Linked DNA regions of Homo sapiens: region 1 is linked to region 2. The links are chromatin loops, found by intact Hi-C in ENCODE. Cell type or tissue: PC-3. All regions are shown on one strand.

Region 1 (8,000 bases), 98 kb after region 2:
ATCACCTTAGTGAGCTCTGTTCACACTGATTGTTGCAAAACTTATCAAGACCTTTCTTGATGCTGTTTTTTAGTACTGTTTTATTCTACTCTTTTTTACCCTGGTTAACAGTAGCCTCTTAACAATACTTGCAATGTAATTTTAATTTGGAAGGCTGTTTACCTCAGTGGAAAAGATAAAAACAAATAGGGGCTACTCCATGTTATCTTTTCTTTAAATTGTGTAATATTTATGCAACCTTCTCCAAACAGTAGGGCTATACATCCTTTGCCAACTTTTTTATTCCAAGCGTATGTGCAAAAATATTATTTATCTATTTATTTGCTTGTGTTTAGCAGTTATATAAACATGAGTTTATTCTGAGCTTTCCCTGGTACCATCCTCAGGGCTACATGGCACTCGTTAGGCTTCCTCTTTGGTTAAATACATCATTGTTCTTTCTCTTTTTTGAAATCTGAGAAAACTTTTCCCAGAAGCTACATGCCCTAAGTGCTCTTTCTGCTTTCTTCTTACTAGGATGACATAAACATTTATTTTCCAAGGCTCTTCTCATTTGCTTCTCACCAGTCACTGAAGGATTGCATGGTGGATCCGATGGATCACAGACTCTGAAGCTAAAGTTTTCATTCTAACTCCCTCATTAATAGTTACTGCCTATAAGACAGTTATTAATCTGAGTATTTACTTCCTCATCTGAAAAATAGGTCTAAAAATTGTACTTCAGTTGGATTTTATGAAGACTCAATGAGATGAGGGCTGCAGAATGCCTGGAAGAGTTTGATGAGTGTTAGCGCTTCTACCCTATTTTGTCGTTTAGATCAAGGCTAAAGTAAACCATTTTCCTGGGGATTTTTCTAGCTTTCGAGTCATAAAAGATTCTTCTGGTTACATCAAGAATATATCAACTGTTCTGCATTAAGGCACTACCAACAGAGACTAATTTCAATTCAAAAAGCATTTTGCTGAAATCTAAAGGGAATTCAAAGATGAGAGAGGTAAGGTTTCTGACACTAATAGCCTGAATACTAGAGTTATAATCTATATTAGGAAAGCATCAGTTGTATCTTCTCTCTCTTTCTTTGAGCAGTCTGTGGTATCTCTCAGAAACACCATTTTTTTTCTCTGCTTGTCAATATCCTTTTTAATACACTGTTTAACAAATCAATCTACTTTCAACGCAAAATCCACTTTGTACATTAAATCTCTTTCCTTTAAGACAGATCTTATCTTTTCCAGTGTTGTCATACATATTTAAGACTCATCCTGCCAAGCCATAGTGATAGCCATGGTATGGATTTTACCTATGTAAAATTGGCTATATTAACTAAATGCCAGTTGCCAAGTTGCTCATGTTACAACTCAAAAAGATAATTTAGATTCTGTAGGATATACAGATGCCTATGATAAATATCACATAGTGATAAAGGCAGAAATGTATTTAAGAAAAGATGGAATCAGTAGCATGGGGCAAGATACCAAAATGAATGGGGAAGAATAGATAAAAAAGAAAAAGGGTGCGTGTTTGAAGCTGAACAGAAGACCAAACAGCTAGGTCAGTCATGCTGAAGAGAAGAAGGGGGCTGTTGGAGGGGAGAAAGGTGAGGAGACAGGAGAACTATAAACTCAGAAGGAAATCAGGGACACAGCAGTCAAACTTGGTCAGAGAAATAAGGGGATCAAGATCTTTAGACAATTCAGGTACTTTCTGAGGCAGCCACCCTAATATTCCCCTCAGTTCTGCCCAGTTTTTAAAGTATGCTTACTCCAGAGTGATTGAGAATTTGTATGAATTCTGAAGAGCTTAGCTGAAGTCACAGATACTGTTCAGGAACTATCTCTCTATGACACTTCTGTTAATTGTGCTATAATGTCCCATTCTGCATCTCAGGTTGTAATTCACCTTCCTCCACAAATTTCCAATTTAAGACCTGCTTGATCAGTTTGGGAAATCTCCTGCCACATATGTTTTTTCCCTCAAGTTGATGTGAGCTAATAATATGGTACAGTTGCTAAGAAAGTGAACATAATAGCAGATATTTTAAATATTAATATAAATTTATGGTCCTGATAATAGAACTTCTGGAACTCAGAGTTTTCAAATCTCATCTAAAGTACTTTATACAATTTTGGACTATGCTTTTTAAGGAGTTTTTGAGAAACTGAAAAAGATCAGAATGGTAAAATTTCTACATATTATTTTGTAATTGAAATATATGATGGACCTGGTGCAATTTTTATTGAAGTGTACTAAAAGGAGAGATGCCAGCTGATCTTGATTTTTGAAATATTCGCTTATTCAGAGAATAGAGTTGTTCTGTGTTATATCAGAAGGTGAACTGAAAAAAATGGATTGATATTTTAAGGGGGGAGATTAGAGATTTATCCATCAACAACACAGGTGTCAAATCTACCCAATACAGTCTGATCCCTTGAGATATTTAGCATGCATTTTCACTTTAGTATTAAATTCAGCATCACTCCTTGAAAGCTGTTACACGTCTCCAAAAGATGCCAGGTGCTACACTAAAAAAAGACGGTCTGATTCCTAGTTACCTTTCCTTATTACCTTTGCTCTTCTCAACTCTCTAAGGTTCAGTCCTTGCCTTGCTCTTTATATTGATGTAAATTTTTTTTTTTCTTAGCTACAATTTTGACTTTTCTCAACAAGTTTGACCCATGAACCCTGTCACCACTCCCTTCCAAGCAATATTTGGTATTCAGGCAGGAAAAAGTAAACTACATATCCAAAAATATATAAAAGGAACCTGCACTGTGTAAGAAATTCTATCATCCACCATTTGTAATCCTTTTCAAAATTATGATATAACGTCTTATAAATTACATTTTTCCATCTCTAGAGAAACAAATGTCTTTTTTATGGGAGAAAAATTAGAGAGAAAATCTTTACATTTTTAGTTGTTTTGACCCAAGTAGAACTATATTATGTTACAAATTAATAATTATTGATGTAAAAATTACAAACATATCATATTAGGAGTTTTATTGATGGCATGGTAATTCCACACAGGCTGACACTGTTGAGCAGGAATTCTAGGTCTTGCTTTGCATTCATTTTCAAGTAAAGAACAATTCATAAGTAATATTTAAGGTAACAATTGTGAATAAAATATATTATTGCCCCATTCTCCACTTATCAGTCCTGGCTGCTTTCTTGAGTAATGCCAGTGGAGTTGAAACTACAGCACTGGCACTGTATTCAATCCTGGACAAGAAGGCTTGCTTCTCTTGTCTATGGTGGTGGAAAAGAATCAAAGTCTATTCTTTGTCCTTTGACCCTAGCTGTGTCACCCTGAAACATCCCATTACCCTCCCTGGCAGGGTAAAAGCCAGGATTCTCAGCTGCAACTGAATCTCAGGAGGATGGTGGAGTAATCTAGGACCCAAGAAAAAGCTGCAGTAGTAACCACAGAAGGAGGCCAAGTAGAAGAATCAGCTGACACGACAGGGCAGAAAAGACCAACATCCATTTTGCATGATTCCTGGTCTCCATTTCTAAAGTATCACTTGCAGGCCAATGGGTTCCACATGGAGAGAAGGCCACGCCCACAAGAGCGAGGGTGGAGGGTGGAGGGTGGAGACCGGAGCCCTACCCAGCAGCCCCCACGGGAATGGCAGAGGAGCAGGGCCTAACGAGACAGGAGGATCTAGGCGATTGCGCAGGTGGGGCCCGGGCCTCCGCCTCAGGTGGCACCAGGGGGCCTGGAGCAGCCGCGGCTTCGCCCTGACTGTGAGGAGAGGCCTCACACGCAGGCCAAGTGTATTGGCTTTGTGAAGAGGACTTCCCAGGGCCCAGACCGAGTTGGGGACTGTGGTGCGAACCATGCTGCTGCCGGGTCTCTGAGTCCCTGGTGCAGGTGATTGCGGGGTGGAACGTTGAAGCAGGTACTGATCCTGCTCTGGTCCGTGGGGCTGTGGAAAAATCATTTTCAGTATTTCTGGTCTCTTCTGGAAGACCTTCGCTAACAGCAAATTCTCATCTTGGACGATGTCACGCGGCTGTCGTGGGACTGTGTCCCCAAAGCAGCAGTGAGGAAAAAACGGGCCCAGTAGTGGCGAGACCTCGGCCCTGGCCCTACCACTAGGTGTGTATATATTAACCCTCTTCGAGAACCCTTCAGTATTGTTGTATCTTGAAAAGGGCTTGATACTGCTTGATCATAATTCATAATCTACATTAATGAGAATGAGATGTATCAATAAAAAGGTGGCAAAGAAATGAAAACAATGGAAAAGGAAAGGTTGTGCTTGGAGCTTAAGGAGGCTGATAAGCAAAAATAAACAGGGGAACGGGAGTGCCAGTCCAAGAAACGAATTGCACAAAGGAAAGTACTTCTCCCAATTTCCTCTGAAACTCTTCACTTATATACCAAAGGAAATACTAGTCTTTCTGCAGGAAATGTTCCCGGGATATTTGTCTCTTCTTACAGCCATCTATATATATATAAATTTAGCCTTTAGTATGTATTAAAGATAGAGAGTTAGGGACCAGTAGAGTGGGAATTTCTTACACCCATTCTGCCTTCTCTGTGGTTTATTTGTTTTGTTTTGTTTGCTTATGTGTAGCCAAGAGGAGCATAAATGTGTGTGCGTGTATCTGAATGATTCATCTGCCAGAGTTGCTAGAACTACATCTTTTAATAGACCAATTATTGTGGTTAGGATTTGGCTTTAGTCAGGTGATGAGAAATTAGATAAATATTCCAGCCAAGCCTATGTTTTGAAATCCTGCCCCTGGGATTAGAGAGAAAGCCCTGTTCATATTGATACAAACCTTCAAAATGCATAGAGTTTTGTAATATACCTGCCTCCACCTGTTTATTCACTGTTCATGGTTCTTCCTCTTTCAAATGGGCTCTGAATAAGTGCTTCCTTTTGCTAGCTTGCTTGACTTCACCAAACAACTTGTGAGCACAGAGGAAAACATTATAGCGAATTGGAAACTCATGACTGTTCAATAATATGTAATACTGCATATGGTTCAGTTAAGACCCACTTGGGACAGAATTTCTAGTTTTGCTCTGTTCTTCATTTTGTGTTTTCTCAGTGTCATTCTTTATGTTATTTATGCCTCTTAACCCTCAAAGGTCTTAGCTGTCTAAAAAATGAGTAATAGGTAGGGCAAGTAGAAATTCTCAGAAAATGTCTTGTTTTTCATAGATGAAAATCATGACTATCTTTGGACATCTTCAGTAATTTAAAAATTACACCCCACTGGTTGAGAAAAAAATTATTTAAATTATGGCCCCAAGCATGTTCAGACATCACTGGAACATGAGGCAAGTTTTAGAATTGCAAAATAGCTCTTAAATTTTTTTTATTTTTACAAAGATTTTTTTTTCAATTAAATGCTCCCTGTCCTGCACCCCATTCCACATCATTTTTAGAATGTTCTCTTGTAGTGACAGTTAGCAGTGCAGTTACATATGGCCAAGGGGCTCACAAAATATTCCACTGGAGTTTTAGGAGCTTAATTTGTGGCATAAATCTCTGTTCTCAGGCTTCTGCTCTCAGACCCCACAAGGCTGTCAAACCATGCCCGGAAGGCAGTCGGACTTAGTTATGTTTTGGCTTTTGTAGCACTTCACGTGACTCTGAGACAATTGTTTTCCACTGGATTTCAGATGAAGCTGTTAGTTCTTCAGGAGTCCCCCATCTGGGTTTCCATTAATCTTGGTAATAGGCTCAAATCCTTTCACACTCATGCTTTGTCTGAATGTGTAACAGAGTGATGGTGAATGGAACAAATTACTAACTTACTGTTTTCTGGTATCCTTACTCACATTACAAAGTCTTCCATAAAAGATAGTACCTTGTGGGTGGGATTTGTAAACAGGCCAAAGCAGGAATAGCTCAAAGAGATTAAATATAAACATTCAGTTTTGTATTAAAGTACATTTTTCTAGAAAGACATTTGTGTTTGTGTGTTTACTGAGGTAAACTTACATGTGGAGAAATCCACTCCTTTAAGTGTACAGTTCTTTTTTAAAAAATGCACATCTTACATAAACCAAAATCTATCATTTTTATTTATAGCATAAGTACAAGTTTTTAGCAACATGAGCAGTCATATAGCTGCCACCAAGATAAGTCTATCACTTCAACAAGTTTTTTATGTCCCTGTGTAGCCAATTCCCTTTTCTCACCCAAAACCCCACCAAGCACTGATCTGATTTCTGTCCCCTAGTTTTGACTTTTCTAGAAAGTCATGTAAGTGATTTATACAGTATTTAGCCTTTTGTGTCTGGCTTGTTTCATTTAACATGATGCTTTTGAGATTCCCCAATGTTGGTACATGTGTGAGTAGTTTTTTCCCTTTTTACTTTCGGGTATCATCCCATTGTATGGATGTGCCACAGTTGTTTATTCACTCATCAGCAGATAGTTTTTTGGTTATTTCTAGTTTGGGGTTATAAAGAAAGCTGCTATAAACATTCATAATGGGTCTTTGCATGGACAAATATTTTCATTTACCTTATGTTAAATGCCTAGGAGTAGAGTTGGTGGATTATATACTTATGTGTTTAATATCATAATAAACTGCCAAGCTTTTCCAGTGTGGCTGAGCCATTGTTGCATTCCCGCCAGCAAGGTATGAGCATTCCAGTTATTCCAAATCTTCACCAGCACTTGGTATTAACAGGTTTTCTGTTTTTGTTTTTGTTTTGTTTTCTTTACCATTCTATCTGTGTAGTGGTATCTGATTGTGGTTTCAATTAGAATTTGCCTAACAACCAATGATGCCTTATATATGTGTATGCCTGTGTGCATATGTACGTATGTTTATTTTAGGGCCGGCGTTACAATGCACATACTGTCTTATACAATGAGGAAATGTGTCATAACCCCACCTTGGGGGATTAAGTTAGGCTTAGTGGGAAAAGTGAGAGCTTTGGAATCAGGTAGATAAGGGTTTGAATTCTGAGTATTCTTTCCTGATTTTTGAGGTAGCAATAATAATACCATCTTCATACAGTTGATAGAAGGATTACATAAGGTAATGCATCTAAAGCAGCTAGCAGAATGCTGCATTCCCTTTTTACTCCACGGCAATACTGGCCTTAATATATGTGAATCTTCTGGAAAAATATCCCTCTTTACAGAGGTTTGATGTCTGAAATTTCAGGAGTCAAAACCTTCATCTCTTGAATGCACTAGGTGAAAGACGAAGTCTTTGGGGTGGGGAATGCTGTAAAGGGAAACTTAGTGACCCTCCAAAGAGTCAGTTGTTTCTTCCTCTAGGGTGTTTTGTGTGATTCAGCTCATATCTTCACCATTGTACTGCTCTTTAATTCACTGGGGAAATAGCTGCCCTTGTTAGTAGACCATGTGCTTCACAGGGATTGGGACTATGTGTTATTTGCCTCTGTATCCCTCCTGGGTAAATACTGCATCTGGCTGGGATCACCTGGTACCTTAGCATTTGCTGTTCTGCTGCCTGAGGACTGGTGGGAGAAAACAATGGTTTCTCATGGAACTGAGAGCAGCCAGTGTTTGGATGTTTAAATTTGTGTTTTGTTACAGAGTTAAGGGTTAGTGTCAGGTTTACATTTCTCTAGCTGGTGTTTATGTACTGAGCTTGGCAAGCTTAGCTGTAGAACTCCATGAGGCTGTGAGAGAATACGTATTTCTTCTCCTTCTTACCCAAGCCAAGAGCGCATATAGTTCTGCTATTCCAGAACTCAAGTAACCCAGGTACTCCATGGAAACCTATCTTTTGAGATGCAGAATGAAACTGGCTCAAACCCTAAACCGTGTGCAGACAGAGCTTTGATTTTCCCAATTCAATTTGATTTATGGGTTATTATTGATATACCATGTAGACCTTTGTATGTCAAATCCAGACTGTTTTCCTTATTGCCACAAAAACAAACAAAATAAATAGTCACAAACCTGAAATTTACCACAGTAATATCACAGCAACACAAACCACTTAAAAGTAAACATTAGACATACCCGTGCTCATAAAAATCCCTATTTCT
Region 2 (8,000 bases):
CCAAGGACTCTGGCCTTGACCTCTAGTCACTGTGCTTTTTCCCTTTTAGGTGGCTTCCTGCTGCTACTGATCTCATCCTCCCTGGGTGGCTTCTCATCCTCTCCCACCTCCTAGGAAACTAATTCCCCACATTAAGTTTCCTATTCAGATACATACAAATGAACAAATATTTTCCGTGTTCCTTATTGGCTTTGAGCAAGTGCCGGATGTTATGATTTGGTTCTTTGAACAGCATAGCAAAATGTCTTCCATGCAAGACTTGGGTGTAAATAAGACATAGCTCATGGGGCTCCAACAATGTGATTATCCCCATCTATAGGTTACCTCTTTGTTACGGTCTGAGCATTTGTGTCCCTCCAAATTCATATGTTGAAACCTAATACTTATTGTGAGGGGATTTAGCGATGGGGACTTTGGGGGCTGATTAGGTCATGAGGGAGGAGTCCTCATGAATGGGTTTAGTGCTGTATAAAAGAGTCCCAGCAAGATCTTTCAATCCTTCTACCATGTGAGGACACAGAGAAGTTGCTCTATGAACCAGGAAGGGAGACTTCACTGGATACTGAATCTGCTTGTGCCTTGATCTTGGACTTTCCAGCCTCCAGAACCACGAAAAATGAACTTCTGTTATTTAGAAGCTCTTTAGTTTATGGTATTTTGTTATAGCCGCCCCAACAGACCAAGACATCCTTCCATGGGCCTAGCCATGCTGAACATCCTTTAGTTACTCAAACATGCACCAGTTTCTATGGTCATCTGCTTCTTTCCATCTCTACTGCTACAGCCCTGGCCCAAGCCACCATCATTTCTCTTTGTATTTACCTTACTAGTCTCCTCAATGACCTCCCACCCTGTGCTGTCCCTGCTCCCCACACATTATTCAAAATGGTAATTTAAATATAAATCACTCTCTTGCTGCAATCCCTTTGATAAATTCACTCTGAACTCAGAACAAGATCCAAACTGCATAACCTGGTCCAGTGTTTGGGCTCTGCTCAGACTGTGACCTCACTTTCTATTGTGATCCTTAGGGCTCCGTGGGTCCTGTGGCTGCCTGTAAAGCCCCTCTCCCCACAACTGTTGATGGATAGCTCCTTCATGCAACTGAAGTCTCAGCTCAATGTCACCTCCTCTAAGAATTCTTCTCTGATGCCCCAATGAGAGCAGCTTCCTTCCGGGTACCCAGAATCCAGGTTTCACAGCACTTGCCATCATCAGGCAAAAGGGTTTTTGTAGACACTAAAATGTGACCTCCAAACATATCTCAGCTACCTAATCCATCTCTATATATCTAGCTGGCAGACCCATCCCTGGCTCATAGTTGGGACTCCACAGATACGTGTTGAACAAATGAGTGAATGGAGTGCCACACAATGTGAAAAACGCTTTACAGAGATGAACTCATCATCTTCTTTACAGTAACCCAGTGAAGTAGGTGTTCTCTTTGATCATTTTCAAGAGAGTAAATGGATGGCCCCTGCCATGGGCCTAGTGAGGGGTGAACCCAAGCAGTCTAGTCGCAGAGTCAATGTATGACCTGAAGGTACATCACCTTGCTTTTCATCACAATACAGTGTCTTGGACAATATTTCAAATGATGATGAGTAATAAAAGTATGTATTAGAAGTTAACATGTTCTACTAGCACAACTAACCCAACCAAGATTACAATCAGTTGATGAGACCGTGCGTCTCTCCGGACAGTTTTGAACATGACCTCACAGTGCTACTGTGTTCCTACCCTCTCCTTCCTCTGGAGGGTAGGAAGCTTCATTTTACAGTCTTTGTATGGGGCACTCTAAGTTTAGAAAAGTAAAAATGTGAAGAAAAAACATTTTAGAGGTAAGGAAATATAGGCTTTGACAAAAATACTTGGTAAAATATAAAGTGGAAAAAAATATAAAGAATCCAAAACATTACTTAAAATAACAATTCAGGGCTGGGCATGGTGGCTCACGCCTGTAATCCCAGCACTTTGGGAGGCCGAGGCGGGCAGATCACCTGAGGTCAGGAGTTTGAGACCAGCCTGGCCAACATGGTGAAACCCCATCTCTACTAAAAATACAAAAATTAGCTGGGTGTGGTGGCAGGCGCCTGTAATCCCAGCTACTCGGCAGGCTGAGGCAGGAGAATTGCTTGAATCCAAGGGAAGAGGTTGCAGTGAGCTGAGATTTTGCCACTGCACTCCAGCCTGGGTGATAGGGCGAGACTCTGTCTCAAAAAATAAATAAATAAATAAATAAAATAAAAAATAAAAATAACAATTCGGGTAAGATAATACATTTCAATTATTATTATATGATATCACATTATTGTCAACCTACGTATTCTCACTTTATTGAAAGGGTAAGACATGAGGCAGTAATATCTGAAATAAGACACTTACTGTCTTAGCCCCTGACCATCTTATGGCAATTCATAGTTACACATTTTCTGTAAAATCACAATTCTTCAGTCACATTACTAAAAAAATTTAACTGATCCTCATTTTCCTAATTCCCCTCTACTTTATCTCCACCACTAACTAATTGTAATACCTGTCTCCTTTTCTCAAACTTGCTTTGAATTAGATACATTGCCAATCATCCATAAATGACAAGAAGAGTTCAAGAATTGAAGTAAAGCTATATAGGGAAGAAAATAATATCTTCTCCTTTAAAAGCATCATATAGGTTTTTGGAAATGGCCCCAAAGATATTTCATAACATAGATTACTGTCAACAATCACCACAGAAGGAATCTTAATTTTTTTCATCTTTAATCTTTTTTTTTTTTTTTGAGATGGAGTCTTGCTCTGTCTCTCAGGCTGGAGTACAGTGGCAGGATCTCAACTCACTGCAACCTCCACCTCTCAGATTCAAGAGATTCTCCTCCCTCAGCCTCCTGAGTAGCTGAGATTACAGGCATCTGTCACCAGGCCCAGCCAATTTATGTATTTTTTAGTAGAGATGGGGTTTTGCCATGTTAGCCAGACTGGTATTGAACTCCTGACATCAGGAGATCCGCCCGCCTCAGCCTTCCAAAGTGCTGGGATTACAGGCATCAGCCACCGTGCCCGGCTCCATCTTTAATCTTTATGGGAATACTTTTTCTCACTATTTCTGCACACACACCTATTGCCCAGTGAAAATTGCTCACAACGAACTCTCAGAAGACACAAGAATCTAGAAATACAGTCTCTGCAAAATAATTGCCGCTCACCCAGACAATAATAAAAGGTACCAATCAAATATTTAATTTGCATAAGAATCATCATAGTGGAAAATAGGTAGGTTTCTCTGTCACTGCTTTTCTCTGTTGAAAACATTGTAAATTAATGTTTCTGTTGGCATGTGCCTTAATATTTAAAACTCTTAACACAAATTGTAAGCACAGAAACTAAGTATAGTTTATGTGCTCAGGCCACTGTGATGCTCCAAGATTGTTGGTTTAAGTCCATTTTCTGTGCTGTGTAATGGAAAACACCACAAGCAGGCTCAACTTCAACAAACCTGTCCACTGGCCACAGTTAAATAGGTGACATTGACCTTACTCCCTTGGGCATGCCCTACCCAAGATACCTGTCTTACTTTCTCACATGGTTATTGTCTTTCCACTGCCACTGACTTTTCCAGAAAGCAAGTTGCCAACTTCTTTTATTAGGATATAATGGTTTTAAAAAATTTAATTTTAATATTTCCTATAAGACAGATTCACTAATAATCCCCCCCCCCATAATTACCTGTGACCTCAAAAGCTCCCCTAGGTATGGGATGTCACCATTAGGCTCTTCTTTTGCTAGCAGGGATAGAAATGGAGGTGAAAAGTGCAGCAGGAAGACATTCAGGAAGCTTCTAGGCTCCACTCTATGCAAATTTGAAAGCAAAAAGTTTAACAGTCAGTTCCTTGAGCAAACAATTAATTTATCTTCCCTTCATCATTCTTAGATTGTCAGCATTTACCTGATTTAAACTTATCTTCTCTGCTTCAGCAAGCCAGTGAGTCATATTTATAGGGATAAAGTTACAAAGATGCATAGATACTAGTTGTGTGTATGTGCGTGTGTGTGCGGTGAGGCGTATACAAGGGCTTCATTGTCTAAAAGTATGTTTTAGAAAAACACACAATAAAACAGTGTGCTGTGTCTAGAATGAGTAATTCACATCCTTAAACAAAACAAAACATACACATTTGTCAACACCGCTGAGTGGGAGACACTGAAGTGAACACAAAACAAATCAGTTTCTGTGAAGAACACAGGTTAATGCCTGTAAAGATCAAGTGACTGATTTAGGAGGAAGAAAAGGTAGTTGATTTTTATCACACTTCTGGTAAAATAAAAAATCCAAAGCTAACAAAAGAGAGCCACAATCCTATGATAATTAGTGCATCCGAGAGATGATGTCAAATGGTTTGCTGATACTGAATAAGACCCATCTCCCAAGAACAACACCACTGGGTCTATTCTCCAGTGAGAGAGGTTGGAGGTCAACTTCAGGTATTTCAAGAAAAAATGTGGCACCTCATCATTAAAGTCTCTGTCTTCAAATGGCTTTTATACTCTCAAAACCATTTACAATATAAATTCTGTAAACAATTTTCTCCAAAATCATGGGTCAATTGAAATTTTTTAAAGTACAGTTTGCATGTCAATAGTTACATATAAATGAAAGACAACAATGGGCAGATGAAATTTTTCTAAATTCAATTTTTGGTTTTTAAAGCTAGAAACACCACTTGTAGAGAAGAGAATGGCATCCCCTATGATAGAACCACTCAAGTAAAATGTGAGGGGTGGAGATAAAGTTCCCTTGGGACTACATTTTCCAAGTTATATTTGATCTTCTGTAAACAACAACAACAGCAACAAGAAAATGGTACTTTTTACAACCATTCTCTCATTTAATTCTTGCCTACCCCCTTGAGGCAGTTATTTGTTATTCTTACTTTACAGATGAGGAAACTGATCATTAAACAACATCTGCATTTTCCCAAAATCACATTGCTAATAAAATCCTTGTGGTTTTGCAGTTACACCACCTGTATATTTACTTATATTCTGCCAAAATGACCTACTGACATTCCTTGCCATACACTTCTATATTTTTGTACTCCACTTTATTCCACAAAGTTGAGGAAGATAATTGAAAATCTTGGAGGAAAGAAATTCCTGTAACATATTCCATTTTTCCTCTATTCAGTGCTTTCTGGAAACATCTATTCAACAGAGTGGGGGATTGTTGTAGAAATATGGAATTCACGGTGACTCAATTTGTTCTCGTCTTTTGCTATTCCCAAATAGGATTTCAGATAAAGAGCAACTATTCAAGGCTAACAAAAGGGAAGAGCTGGCCAAGCTGATTTCTTAATTCTACATAATGACAAAGCAGTGGTAGAACGTGTTAATTAAGTCAAAAGTATTAATAAAATCTGTCTTCCACAGACTTTTCTTAAAGAATGCGTCTACCCTTGAGCCACCCACTGTCCTGAGCAGACTTTTGCATTTACTCTCTGAACATTCCTTCAAGAAATGCAGTCTGCCTAGAGATTCTGAAGTTGTCTTTATACCTACAGAAAGCTCTGCATCACTTAAGACCAAGAGAACAACTTGAACTCCACCCACCAGACTGCTGAAGTTACTCTATGCTGACCTGGCAAAAACAAGGTAAAAGGCAGAGCCCTTGCAGCCTACTTAAACAATTTCTGTATAAGTGACAGGTGAGTGTATGTGTGTGTGTGTATGTGCAATTCTAGGCCCCATTTTTTTCTATCACTCTGCTCCTATTGTAGTTACTTATTTATTTTTAATTTACCTATTGAATTTTAAAATCAGTCTTCCACTAAGTTATTAACACCAAAAGGTAGAAATTATTTCATGTTTATCTCTGCATCTTCAGGCTTAATATGAGACCAGCATTCAATAAATGTTTGTTGGAAGGAAAAAGAGAGCTAGAAAGAAGGTAAAGAAAAGAAATTGTTAGGAAATACACATTAACGGCAGAAGGTGACAAAGTCTGTGATAAAGAACTGTTTGAAAATTACAATATAGAAATTTCTACAGTTATTTTTTGATGCATGGTATAAATATTGCATCACTGCATGCTTCAGTAGTATTGGGTATGAGATAGAGTTTATTGATTTATTTATTCCAGATAGAAAGGTCCACACTGTCCCAGGCACCGTTGCAAGCACTGGGGACAGAATGAGGGAGCAAAACAGCTAGGTCCCTGCTATAACTGGAACTTACAATTTATTGAAAGGACATGATCAATAAGGAAACATACCAATAGACAATGGTGATGAGTGTGCCAAGGAGAATGCAAAGGCAATGAGACAAAGGGCGGCTGTAGTTAATGGTGGTTGTAGGGAGGTGAAGGGGTGGGGGCTACTGTAGATAGGGTCACCAGGAACACCTCGGAAGTCAGTTTCTTTGGAACAGAGTGATAAGCAGAGAACATGCAATCCCAGAGCTATTTGGGAGAGGAGGTCTATGGGAAAAAAATAAAGGCTCTGAGGTGCAGAGTTGAGGGCTCCAGAGTAGGGCAAGAGTACCTGGGGCAATGTGGGTGAAAAAGAAGATTAATTAGAGATAGGGTCAGGTCATAAGGGTCATGGAGGCTGCGGTAAAAAATTTGGAGGTTCATATTCACCTTAATATTCTTTCTCATAGAATTATTATTTCTCTGATCTTATGAGAAATTTTCCTTTCACATTCACAACATTCATTTCCATGTTTCTCTTACTCTAACTCTTGGAGATGTCTCTGGAAGAGTCCTTTTGTTGAGATTCTTGATGGACACACCAAATACTCCAGTGGGTGTTATCCGTGCCCCCACAATTGGAGTATTCCATCTTTGAGTGTCACCCAGTAACTCCAAGCATCTTGACATGTCTGCAGCTACGCACGAATGCCACTGCTGCTCCTAAAGGATAAATTAATATGCAGTCACACACTTCACTGGAGAGTATTTCATGGAAATTTTTGCTGAAATAAATAAATATTAAATGCATGAAGGACTGATGGAAATTACTGTAAGGCAAGTACCTAGCTCCCCTAGTAGCAATAGGAAAAAGTTATACTTGAAAGTTGAGACTTCCCAATTTATTTGGAAAAGGATTTTCTATGGGATGTTGAAATAGCAACAGAACCACTTGGAGAAACTGCAAAGAGAATGACATATTTTAAGAATAAAGTTTATTTGATAAAAAAACATTTTGAAATGCCCATTTCAAGTATCTGGCTGAAAAACTCTTGAGACAGCGAATTATGCAGGAATGCTTTTAGCCACTGTCCGTTCAGCCAGACTCCTCTGAGCTGCTTTCTCCAGGAGAGCCTCTTTGTTGGCTGCTGTGACCTGCTCATTACATGGACTCTATTTGGAAGCTTGGCTGGGGTAGTCATCACGAATAATAATGACAAGGAGCACAACGGCCAGTTGGAAAAGTCAGGAAGGAGATGGAAATGGAAAATGGGAAGGTACAAATGGTCAGGCTTCTTCCACCACTGGACCCCAGGAGGTAGCGTGGCAGATGTGTGAAGGCCACATTCAAAAAACTAGAGAGCGGATGAGGCTCTCATGATAGCTGTCTTGTTTTTTAAAAAAAATCTTGAGTTTTATATCTTATTACATAGTTAATAGACATGCATGCATTATGGAACATAGGTGTTTTTGTTTTGTTTTGTTTTGCCATTGCTGTTTTACAGAATTAGGATCACTCTTTATACAGAACTCTACTTTATCACCTAATAATTTAATATAATAATTTACTCTATGTAATTAAATATTGACCTATATTATCTTGGTGGTTTTATGGAATTGTAGACATTTATCCAATTGGTTTTTGCTAAATAATTAGATTTCTTTTCAAATTTTGCTATTATGCATTATACTGCGTTAAGAATCTTTGCACACATGTCTGATCAATTCATTAAAACCAATTTTCCAGGTGTTAAATTTCTTGTGAGGGTACAGTATTGGCCAGTTTTGAGAATTGTATTTCTAGATACACACATAAATAATA

The links. Hi-C counts contacts between places; a loop is a spot of excess contacts. Peaks named below come from ENCODE experiments on the same cell type or tissue, not always from the same donor. Only the 100,000 strongest peaks of a DNase experiment are listed, where the experiment ranks them.
Region 1: a loop joins it to region 2, with 4 times the contacts of the local background. A loop is called at or near these places in 2 of 110 quality-filtered maps.

The regions. Positions count from the first base shown.
Region 1 is chr7:41,145,446-41,153,445 of GRCh38, reverse strand. LOC105375241 (a long non-coding RNA gene) reads left to right here and starts at 3,651. Exons shown (of 4, transcript XR_927190.1): 1 at 3,651-4,103. In PC-3, no CTCF peak of the experiment used is centred here; a DNase peak (open chromatin) is centred at 4,705; H3K27ac peaks cover 5,007 bases.
Region 2 is chr7:41,243,742-41,251,741 of GRCh38, reverse strand. No RefSeq gene overlaps it. Among named protein-coding and RNA genes, the nearest start is that of LINC01449, 150 kb to the right of the region's middle. In PC-3, no CTCF peak of the experiment used is centred here; a DNase peak (open chromatin) is centred at 4,051; H3K27ac peaks cover 5,004 bases.